3 separate regions of the Homo sapiens genome follow, and all the other regions are linked to region 1. Evidence: chromatin contacts called from ENCODE Hi-C or POLR2A ChIA-PET data. All regions are on one chromosome and are shown on one strand. The core of a region is the stretch at or near the end of the contact, and the rest is flanking DNA. Distances in the headings are between cores, read along the strand shown.

Evidence for each region. Hi-C counts contacts between places; a loop is a spot of excess contacts on that map. ChIA-PET counts read pairs that join two places held with the same protein, here RNA polymerase II (POLR2A). Pooled maps may share reads with other maps.
Region 2: a map of dorsolateral prefrontal cortex shows a loop between it and region 1 (7-fold over the local background). The contact joins the promoter of STOX2 here to the enhancer-like site in region 1. A Hi-C loop is called at or near these places in 9 of 168 maps with a recorded cell type or tissue (Right ventricle myocardium inferior, cardiac septum, dorsolateral prefrontal cortex and 3 more) and 9 of 50 pooled maps. POLR2A ChIA-PET finds 5 or more read pairs at or near these places in 5 of 52 experiments (H1, HEK293T, Panc1 and 2 more).
Region 3: a pooled map shows a loop between it and region 1 (2.6-fold over the local background). The contact joins two enhancer-like sites. A Hi-C loop is called at or near these places in 2 of 168 maps with a recorded cell type or tissue (both heart right ventricle) and 2 of 50 pooled maps. POLR2A ChIA-PET finds 5 or more read pairs at or near these places in 2 of 52 experiments (H1 and SK-N-SH).

Annotation. Positions count from the first base shown.
Region 1 is chr4:183,958,606-183,961,813 of GRCh38, forward strand. All of the region lies in intron 1 of STOX2 (storkhead box 2), which reads left to right. Among named protein-coding and RNA genes, the nearest start is that of STOX2, 55 kb to the left of the region's middle. Within about 2 kb of position 1,571, at least 7 of the 41 ENCODE cell types and tissues checked have a DNase peak (open chromatin) inside an H3K27ac peak, as active enhancers do; they include dorsolateral prefrontal cortex and heart right ventricle, where a contact is called at or near this core.
Region 2 is chr4:183,903,661-183,906,868 of GRCh38, forward strand. STOX2 (storkhead box 2) reads left to right here and starts at 1,647. Exons shown (of 4, transcript NM_020225.3): 1 at 1,647-3,208. The coding sequence starts at 3,131. RefSeq lists enhancers at 1,190-1,899, 1,900-2,607.
Region 3 is chr4:184,015,595-184,018,802 of GRCh38, forward strand. It overlaps STOX2 (storkhead box 2), which reads left to right. Exons shown (of 4, transcript NM_020225.3): 4 at 1,495-3,208. The coding sequence ends at 1,690. Among named protein-coding and RNA genes, the nearest start is that of STOX2, 110 kb to the left of the region's middle. RefSeq lists an enhancer at 1,594-2,093. Within about 2 kb of position 1,702, at least 4 of the 41 ENCODE cell types and tissues checked have a DNase peak (open chromatin) inside an H3K27ac peak, as active enhancers do.

The sequences.
Region 1 (3,208 bases), core at 321-2,820:
TGGTGAGAGTTGGGGAGACACTGTTTGCAGTCTGCCATGTTTAACTGAAAAGCCCATCTTAGATCTTCCGTCTGTTGGTTACTTGAAGTAAGAAGACAGAGAATAAGCAGTATTTACCTTTAACACCCCAAGTAGCTCTGCTCATGATGTCTGCCTCGGTGTCCCGGGCCCGCACTCCTCCAGTATCCCTCACTGGCAATTAGAACTCTGTACGGCTTCCTTGAAGTTTCTCTTCCTAACTCTCTCAGTGGGTGGGACTCCTTTTCAGTGATATTGACGGTAGACCTGAAAATTCAGGGATGTGGGCAGTTCTGGAGAGAATAGGCCAGGCTCTCTGTGGATACATTTGCACTGTGCTTGAGGACTGAATGCTACAAATCAGACAGTCCTGGATTATTTCAGACTGAAAAAAATTAGGAGACTAACCTGGGAAGAGGCAGAAGGCACGCCAGCTCTCTCAGCATGTTTTTGATGTCTCGGTGTTCTCATTTCATTGAAATTAGTGCAGACCTCTCCCCTCAGCTGTAACACTTGGATTTTCTAAGCCACTTTGATGTCTCCTATCTCTGCTTATTTACAATGAACATAGCTTCGAATTTTCATTTTCTTTCTACTCTGTTAAATGTGTTATGTGGAAATCTGAAATCTGAAGACAAATTTTTACCTTAGAATTCTAAGAATGCCTTTGGTATCAACGCCAGTTAGGAAGGTCTAACTCAGGGCGGAAGGGGGGGTTTTCAAAAAGGTGATATTCGTGAGGCAGCCATCGCCTTCGAAACACTTTGAGAGGTTTAATTTATTTCTCATGCTTTGGTAAACAAAAGCTGGCATTTTCTTTCCATGGTTTTTCCACTGCAAGGCTGCCGTTCCTCCCCTTCCCCCGCAGTGGTGCATTTTGGTGATCAAATCTAAAACATGTGTCAGGTTTGCGGGCATGCTTTTTACCAGGAACCTCCTTTAATACTTGCCATATTGGCAGTTTTCACAAGATCTTCTCGCTGTGCTTTATTTATTTATTTATTTACTCTGCTTGCATTGTGGAATTATGGGTAGAGCTGTTTTACATCAGAATCATGTTAAATAAAAATATTGAAAGAACATTTTGACCAAGAATAATGTGAATATTTCAACATAAATATCTATGCTGAATTGGCTTCTAGATTTCAGAACAGGAAGAACATCTTCAGTGATGTTCATGATTTGGATTTGCTTTGCTGCGGAGTAGGTTTAGCGACAAATTCCATCTGGCTGGAGCTACATGCAGTCTCTCTATTGATTGGTTATATTGGGACTTCATGGGAGTGTCCTTCAATTTGCTTTTCCCAGCATTTTTAAAAGCTCCATTGGAAAAAAAAATAGAGACTAGAAAAGAAAAAAGGAACCTGCATTGTTTCAGTTTGCATCCAACATGCAAAACATAGTTCTAAATTTTTAATTAGCTAAGTGAGTGGTGAAAAGGAAAAGTAATATAACAAGCCTCCGTGAGCAGCTGGGATGTGTTGTCATGACGACAAGTTCAGCAGGCTGCCAGCAAGCATGTCAATGGGTAATATTGGGAGAGCGCTTTGAAACAGTGCCTGCTAGCCACAATGTGATTGGTCACGCCTCTGTTGTCTTTGTGTGAACCGGTGCATGCTGGGTAAGACCTAGAGTGAATGCTCAGCTTGTCTCAAGGCTGCAATGAGGTAATGCTTCTGAATCTTTGGGGATCATGAGCTCCTGCCTCCAAAAGACTGCAGTCTAGAGTGTTTTCATTCCGATTTGCGTTAATTACCGACTGTAACATGTTAGGAAGTTTTACAGCTGCCTTTATTCAATCTTTTATATGTGCATGTGTATATTATAGATAACTTAACACGTGTGTATGCTGCATAGAGAATCTCAAGCGTATTCTAAAAAAAGAGATAACCCTCCATATTAGTCATTCTGCTCAGAGTCAACATTTCATTTGATTGCTGGCATCAGTGACAATATCTATTGGTGGATAAATGATACATTAAAGTGCATTTACATTGGGTAAGCAAACTTGTTCATTTCTAGAGGATATTTTGGCATTGATTACTTTTTAAAGCCTTTTATCTATAATGAGTCGTAAGGGCCATAAAGGGGGATGTAAAGAGTGTCGGATTTGCTTGGTCAGGAGGTTTAGTTCATTTTTAGATTCCTTGAAATTGGCTGGTTTATATCCTAATATTGATATTATAGTCTTTCATTAATTGACCATAATATCTGATTGCTCCAAAACTATCTGCTGAATAATGCTCTGACAGTTTCAACTTAAAGCTGTAAAGGGAAGCTGTGTTTACAGACGCAAAGATCTGGAAATGTTTATGGTGGTTTGTGAAACAAATACATCAAGGTGCTGATGTGACAGAGACACATGAGCTACACCCCTCAGCCCTACCCCTGGTTCTCTGTGACACAGCGACTTGGATGCTCTCCAGGGTTTTGTCGGTTGGTTAGAGAATGTTTTATCACATTCATAAATAGTAACCCAATGCCCTGGAAAGGTTAAGGCAGTGTCTCCAACTAAGGTATGTGTCGCTAGGGGGGACACATACCATAGTTGAGTTGGGCTATCTGGTTCATCGTGTCACAAATGGGAAGCATGTGAGCAAGCTTTTGGACAGAGCTCACCGAGCTGTCATATTGCCACCCCAATGTATTTACCCCTCAAACAGTTCATAAAAATTTATAAGCCTTTAAAAGCATAAACAAAGAATAAAAACACATCGAACGACAAGTGATGGTTGCTGCTGCTGCTGCTGCTGCTGCTGCTGCATAGAACGGTGGACTCTGCCAGCCACCTTGCTTTATGTGAGGTCAGGCCACCGGCATGTGAGGAAGCTGGATGATCGTCAGCCCAGCTACCTCCGTTCACCAAATACAAGGCCAGCTAGCAAGAATCTGTAGCCAGCTTTGCAGCGCTTCACCCTTGCTTTATTCTTTTATATATTCATTTTTTAATGTTTTAGATTCAGCGGTACAAGTGCAGTACCCCTAAATCTTATTGTGTTACATGCGTATCTTCCACAGTGGTGACGTCTGGGCTTTTAGTGTGCCCATCACCCAGATAGTGTACACTGTACCCAGTAGGTAGTATTCTTGGCTTATTTCTACCCCTCTATATGGTTTCCGTTTATATGGCTTTGTAAAGAAAGACTTTACCAAAGATACATAAATGTGATAGCATAGCTAGGTTTTTAAA
Region 2 (3,208 bases), core at 397-2,896, 55 kb before region 1:
CATATAACCACCTTTGGCTCTTGGGAGGTACTGAGTAATTGTTGAATTGAGATATCTAAATGTCAGTTCTCCTACATTCATTAATACAACTTGTTATTACCTTATGGTCCTTTACACCAGCGGCCCCCAACCTTTTTCACACTGGGGACCAGTTTCGTGGAAGACAGTTGTTCCTTGGACTGGGGTGGGGGTAGGGTTGGAGAGCAGAAGGTTTTGGGATGATTTGAGTGCATTACATTTACTGTGCACTTTATTTCTTTTATTATTACATTGTAATATATAATGAAATAAATATACACTCACCATAATGTGGAATCAGTGGGAGCCCTGAGCTTGTTTTCCTGCAACTAGAGAGTCCCATCTGGAGGTGATGGGAGACAGTGATAGATCATCAGGCATTAGATTCTCATAAGGAGCACGCAACCCAGATCCCTCCAAGCATGGTTCACAATAGGGTTCGTGCTCCTGTGAGAATCTAATGCAGCCACTGATCTGACAGGAGGCTGAACTCAGGAGGTAATGCCAGTAAGCAATGGAGAGCTGTTGTAAATACAGATGAAGCTTCACCACCCACCTCCTGCTGTGCTGCCTGGTTGCTAATGGGCCGAGGACTAGAAGCTGCACGGGGTCCGTAAATATCTGTGGGGTAGGTAAATATCCAAGCAGTCCATGGCCTGGGAATTGGGGATCCCTGCTTTATACAGCTAGCTTTCTATAACTTCTAAAGCTGTAATCTTTCTGTTCTTAGCAGTTCTCTTACAGGAAAGAAGACATTGAACTAAAAGTGCCTTCTATAACTTCTAAAGCTGTAATCTTTCTGTTCTTAGCAGTTCTCTTACAGGAAAGAAGACATTGAACTAGAAGTGCCTTTCCCAATTAAAAATAAAAACCACAGAACATTAGTGAATTGGTTGACAGTAATACATTTTGATTATGTAAATATAAATTCCATAGGCTACTTAGTGATTATTTATTTATTTACCCTGGGTATCCCAAGAGGTAGTACAGTGGCCACAGGTTATAGAGGGCGGTCTTGAGATCTGAATGAGGAGAGCTCTAATTCTAGATTTTATAATGCCTGTGGCTTAACGCCATCCTGCTCTGCCTGGTTCTTCAAGATAGTTGCTACCCCCCTCAAATAATTCAAGCCTTGGAATAGCACAGATTGTGTTAGAACTTCCTGAATCCTAACCAGCTAGAATCCACTGGCTTGTTTTTGCGATATCAGCCTGTTAGAAGCATATCCCTATAAAGATTTAATATCCCTGTCTCTGCATCTTGGCACCTGTGAATATGAAACAACAGCATAAATATGATTTTGAACGTTGCATTGTCACAGATGAAAAAATGCACCAACATGTCAAATGCAGCGCTGAAAAAGGAAATCGGGCTTATTTTTGTCGTTGTTTACTGTACCAAAGCATTTTTGAAAACCCAAATCGAGGAGATAACCGTTTTTGAATGAACGGCAGTGCAAAGCGTGGTCGGGGTTAGCAGCAACGTGGCTGGGCGCCTTTAACTCGGCGTGACCTCCGGGTCCCAGGCCCGCGTCCCGGGCCCAGCGCCCAGGCCCGGGCGGCGCATTGGCCCCTCCTCCCCTCGCGCGCCGCGCGCATTGTTGTCCTTTAGCGATTGGTTGTTGGACCAGAAACAGCTGTGCAGAGCCGTGCCATCTAAAGAGCTGTGGACCTGAATGCAGCGTAGCGGGCTGGCGGTGACTTACACCGGGACTCCAGAGGGAGAGAGGAAGCGCTGCAGGCCACTTGCATTGCGTCTTCCAGGCTGCGTGGACCCGGCGCCCCGGCGTGTGCGGTTGTGGGGGAGCTCGCCGTGGCCTCCCCTCCCTCTGGCTTTAGCTTCCTTTGGGGTTGGCGCAGGTGGGCCAGGCAGCGCACCGCAGATCTCCCCGTTCCCACGAAGGCTGGCTCGCTGTCTCTCTCCGAGCGGGAGGGACCATCCTAAAAATATGTAAATATCCAAGCGCTGGCTCCAGGCTGGGGCAGCTGCCAAGGTCCCCGCGCCGCCGCCGGGTGTTTTACATGAAAATGAGAAGCCTGATGGGAACCGCGTTCTAACTTAAGGCAGCCTGGTGATTAGCATGAGACTGGGCGGCTGTCCTGCTTCCTGCCCTTCAATAGCCGTTCCGCGCGCTCGCGCCGGAGCAGCGCTGCCGCCGCGCGGGGGTCGATCGCAGGCTCGGCGTCCTTGGCAGCCATGGCTCCGGCGCCGCCTCGGCCAGTAAGTAGGAGCATGCATGTGTAGGGGGCACATGCGTGTCGGCGCACCCACCCAGCCATCCACCCGCGCGCACGCACAGCGCCCGGAGCCTCGGCAAGGGGAAGATTGACGAGGCGCTGCAGTCGCGGGGACGACGCGGGCTCTTCCTGGATTCCGCAGGAGCCCGCCCGCCGCAGCTGCTGTCTGCAGAGCCTGCTCGGATCCTGTGCACACGCGCCCCCCGCTCGAGCCTCTGTGATGAAGACTGTCTCCCGGGGACTGCAGCGGAGGCAGAGCCAGCCAGCGCCGGGGACTGCGGGCCGTGCGGCTGATAGGCCCGCGGGGACACGACTCGGACACTGTCATCCCCACGCCTCGCGCTGAGCTGCCCGGCGCGGAGGGTCTGCCGCCGCCCCTCCGGCCTCCCGCACGCCCGATCCCGGGTCAGCCCCGGAGGCCTCGGCTGCCTCATTTGTTTGGGTCTTTTGTGCCGTGGCTCCCAGTTGGCCAAGCACTCCTGCGCTGAATCGGGCCATTGTCTGCGCTCCCATTGCCTTCACGCTGCAAGTCTCGGCGCCCCCACCCCGCCCGCCCCCTCCCCGCCTCCTCCCGGCCGGGGAGCCTCCTAACGTGCCTTTCCCCCCAGGAATCTGGAAGCTATAAGCCGGGCGGATTGCAAATGAAGTGTAATGCATTGTGGGACGTGTGTAAAATCGGAGCCTTCGCCGTGGGGGTGTGGGGGGGCGTGGGGAGGGCCGGACCCGCCGCTGGCGGTGTAGACGCCGACGAGGAGGGGCTGGGAAAATGTGCGCAGAGTCCGCCCGGGTCGTGCCCGCCGTAGACGGATGAAGGAGCGCGCTGCGCCCCGGCGCTGAGGCCCCGAGGATCGGGGCGGCAGGTCGCCCTCCCCACCATGAAGAAGACCCGGAGCACAACCTTGCGGCGAGCCTGGCCTAGCTCGGATTTCTCGGACCGGGCCTCGGACCGCATG
Region 3 (3,208 bases), core at 452-2,951, 57 kb after region 1:
AGCCACAAGGAGTTAGGCTTAAATAACCTGTTGGAAAGGGCTGTCAGAGTACAGGATTCAAAGATGCTATCAGCCGAGGATGGGAATGAAAGAGAGGAGAGGATGTCTTCGCTGTAGTAGTTTGACTTGTTAACTAGCTCTAGCAGGCTTAAGTCAGTTGTGGGGACCAACTCTCAGAGACTATTTCCTAAATGTTGACTCTGCCTCATGCAGTGGATGTTTTGAGAATGCTTCTGGCTTCCTCAATCTCTGTAGCTGATACATTTCTTGTAGCCACATTGAGGCCCTGGCACAGGAAAGCTACTCAGTTCTTCTCAATCTGGCCCAGTCATCTTATTTCTGCCATTGCCCTATACATTTGAAATCTTAAATGTTCTAAATATCTTAAAGCAATGAAATAGATTCAAGTGTTTCTAACTTAGAAAAAGTAAAAGAGAGAGCAAAATAATACAGCTTTTAAATCACCTGTATTCTATACGAATTATTTTAAAAAGAAAATACTTCACGTATAATCCCAGCATTTTGGGAGGCCAAGGCGGGCGGATTGCTTGCACTCAGGAGTTCGAGACCAGCCTGGGCAGCATGGGGAAACCCAGTCTCTACTAAAAACACGAAAATTAGCCGGGTGTGGTGGCACATGTCTGTGGTCCCAGCTACTCGGGAGACTGAGGTAGGAGGATTGCTTCAGCCTGGGAGGCAGAGGTTGCAGTGAGCTGAGATCACACCACTGCACTCCAGCCTGGGGGACAGAGCAAGACCTTGACTCCAAAAACAAAACAAAACAAAACAAAAACAAAAACAAAAAATCCAAACAAAAACAATCCTGCCGAAGTGGGGCAGAAATGAGTGGAAACTTAACAAATGAATGGGAAAAAAAAATCGAAGTTCCTTTATCGAAAATATAATGTATTTTAACTAAAGTGTTAAATTTTGAAACAGTGGAATAAAACGTTTAAAGTGAATTTTATTCCCATCTTTGCGGCAAATGCCCAGGGTCCCCCAAAAAAGGGCATGCTCAAGTCCCCCACAGTCGAAATCTGCTAATCCAGAATGAAAATGGAATCATTAGGATAAAATTATCGAGTGTGTTCAGGAGCGGCTATGCCAGTGAATTTCCAGCCTGAAATGAAATCATGACTTAGGTGTATTTATGAGTATCTGTTTTAAAAACCACTGTGATAGCTAGCTATCACCTCAAATTTTGAAGTCGTTTCGTTGAGTGTGAAAAAAAGGAGAAGACATTTCAAAGTGCATTTAGCTATTTAAAAACCCTTTATTCACTGAGTGTGCTGCTGATTATTACATGTCTGTGGAAGCTTCTGGAGCCAGTGGTGGAGAGGCAGATGTGAATAATCAGTCGAGATGTATATTGATATGACATTATGAACCAACAGAGGAAATCCATTAACGACATCATTTGCTCTTCCTCTGGGGCTCAATTTATAATTATTTATGTTCCAAACAAAACAAAACAAACCCTTTTTGCTCTTTTAGTACTCGGGAGAGCCTGGCTTCCAACACATCAAGCATTGTTGAAAGTAACCGTCGTCAGAACCCCGCTTTGAGCCCGGCCCATGGTGGAGCTGGTCCAGCCTTCAACTTCCGAGCGAGCGCGGAGCCCCCGACAAATGAAGCTGAGAAGCTACAGAAACCTTCCAACTGCTTGCAAGCTTCTGTTACTAGCGTGTGATTGTCCTTCTGCCTCAGATCTTCTGTCTCATTCGATACAGCAAAGTTTACGACACTGGGACTGATGTTTACATCTTTGGAAAGACAAGCATCTCAACCACAGTTTTTGTGTTTACTTAAACTGTGCTGCTAAGTAGGGCTAGGGCAAAAAAACAAAAAATCTTTATTTCAGAGTATTGCTTTTCACATTTATGGCTCTGTAGCAACTGAGTAACAGTAGGGGTGATATGTATACTTTTGCTTCACTAATTGTATCTGAGCACACATAGGAAAGTCTAGACACTGTAAGTGTAATACGCATTTTCAATGTCATGCAGTTGCCAATTCCATTTTAAAATGCCACAGATGCGTGTTGCTCCCAGTCTGTGGTTAAACGGTGCCACAGAACTGATCCTTGACACTTCCAAAAAAAAAAAAACAAAACAAAACAAAAAAAATTTAAAAAAAAAAAACAAAAAACAAAACTAAGCTACCACGAAATGTCAAATGCAAGGGTCCACCTTGAGGGAAATAGATGCCAAACTAACTAGAAGGGACCCCGGCCCTTTGTGTGTGAATTGTTTATGCACCAGTCATTTTTCACTGTGAGTTTTCGTGACACTATTTTGCAGGAGCCCATGGAAGTGTGTGAGAAGGGGTCGCAATGGAGATCACTGGGAGTGAATGTTTTCAGGGTTTTGTTTTGAAGTGTCACAGATGCTTGTCTGATTTTTTTAACCTTCCGTGATCACAAACAGGAATATAGGCCTTTGAATCTGAAGTGGACAAAGGAAAGCAATTTCCAGTCTGGCTGGGGCACAGCATTAGGTGATTGAAAAGGTGATGTGGACTTGTAAAAGGTGTTACTCAAATATTGAAGGAAGAGAATTTCCTCCTTGTGATACTTAGGATGACCCTATCTTACTCTAATAGATACAATAATTAGTTTGTTTAAAAGCAAAATGTTCTTTGTGATACAAATGAAGAGTAGGGCCTGAGGATGTTATTCTTTCTAATGGAAGGACATAAATCTATTTTATGTAGTTTTAAATAGAATGCCTAAATTAGGCTGTGGGAGATAATTTTTAGTGGTTGTAGGAAAGAGCAAATTTAGGGAGTGTTGAACTTCAGGCCTTTTATTCCTGGGAAGATATGTATAGAGAAAACTTTTAAAATAATTTTTGATTAGAAATATACATGTGCCCATGTAATAAACAACAGAATGTGCTCATTCTGCTAGTGCGGTATAATCCGAATTTGTACTCCCCTAAAATTTATCAGAATAACAATTATGCATACATGAACTATGCCAGAGTAATGTTTACAGATACTTTGTAACCAATTTCAGGAGGCGTTTTTAGCTGGATGTGTAGTTAATTAGACCAACTTATTTCCAAATGGTTTGTTAACATTTTGCTTTGGTTTACAATGTCATGTTGAACACAAAGAAGACCCAGCAGCAAAGGGATGACCAATAATTTCATCTTATAGCAAGGAGACATTCCAACGTTCCCATGTTTTATTTTCTGAGAACAGTGGG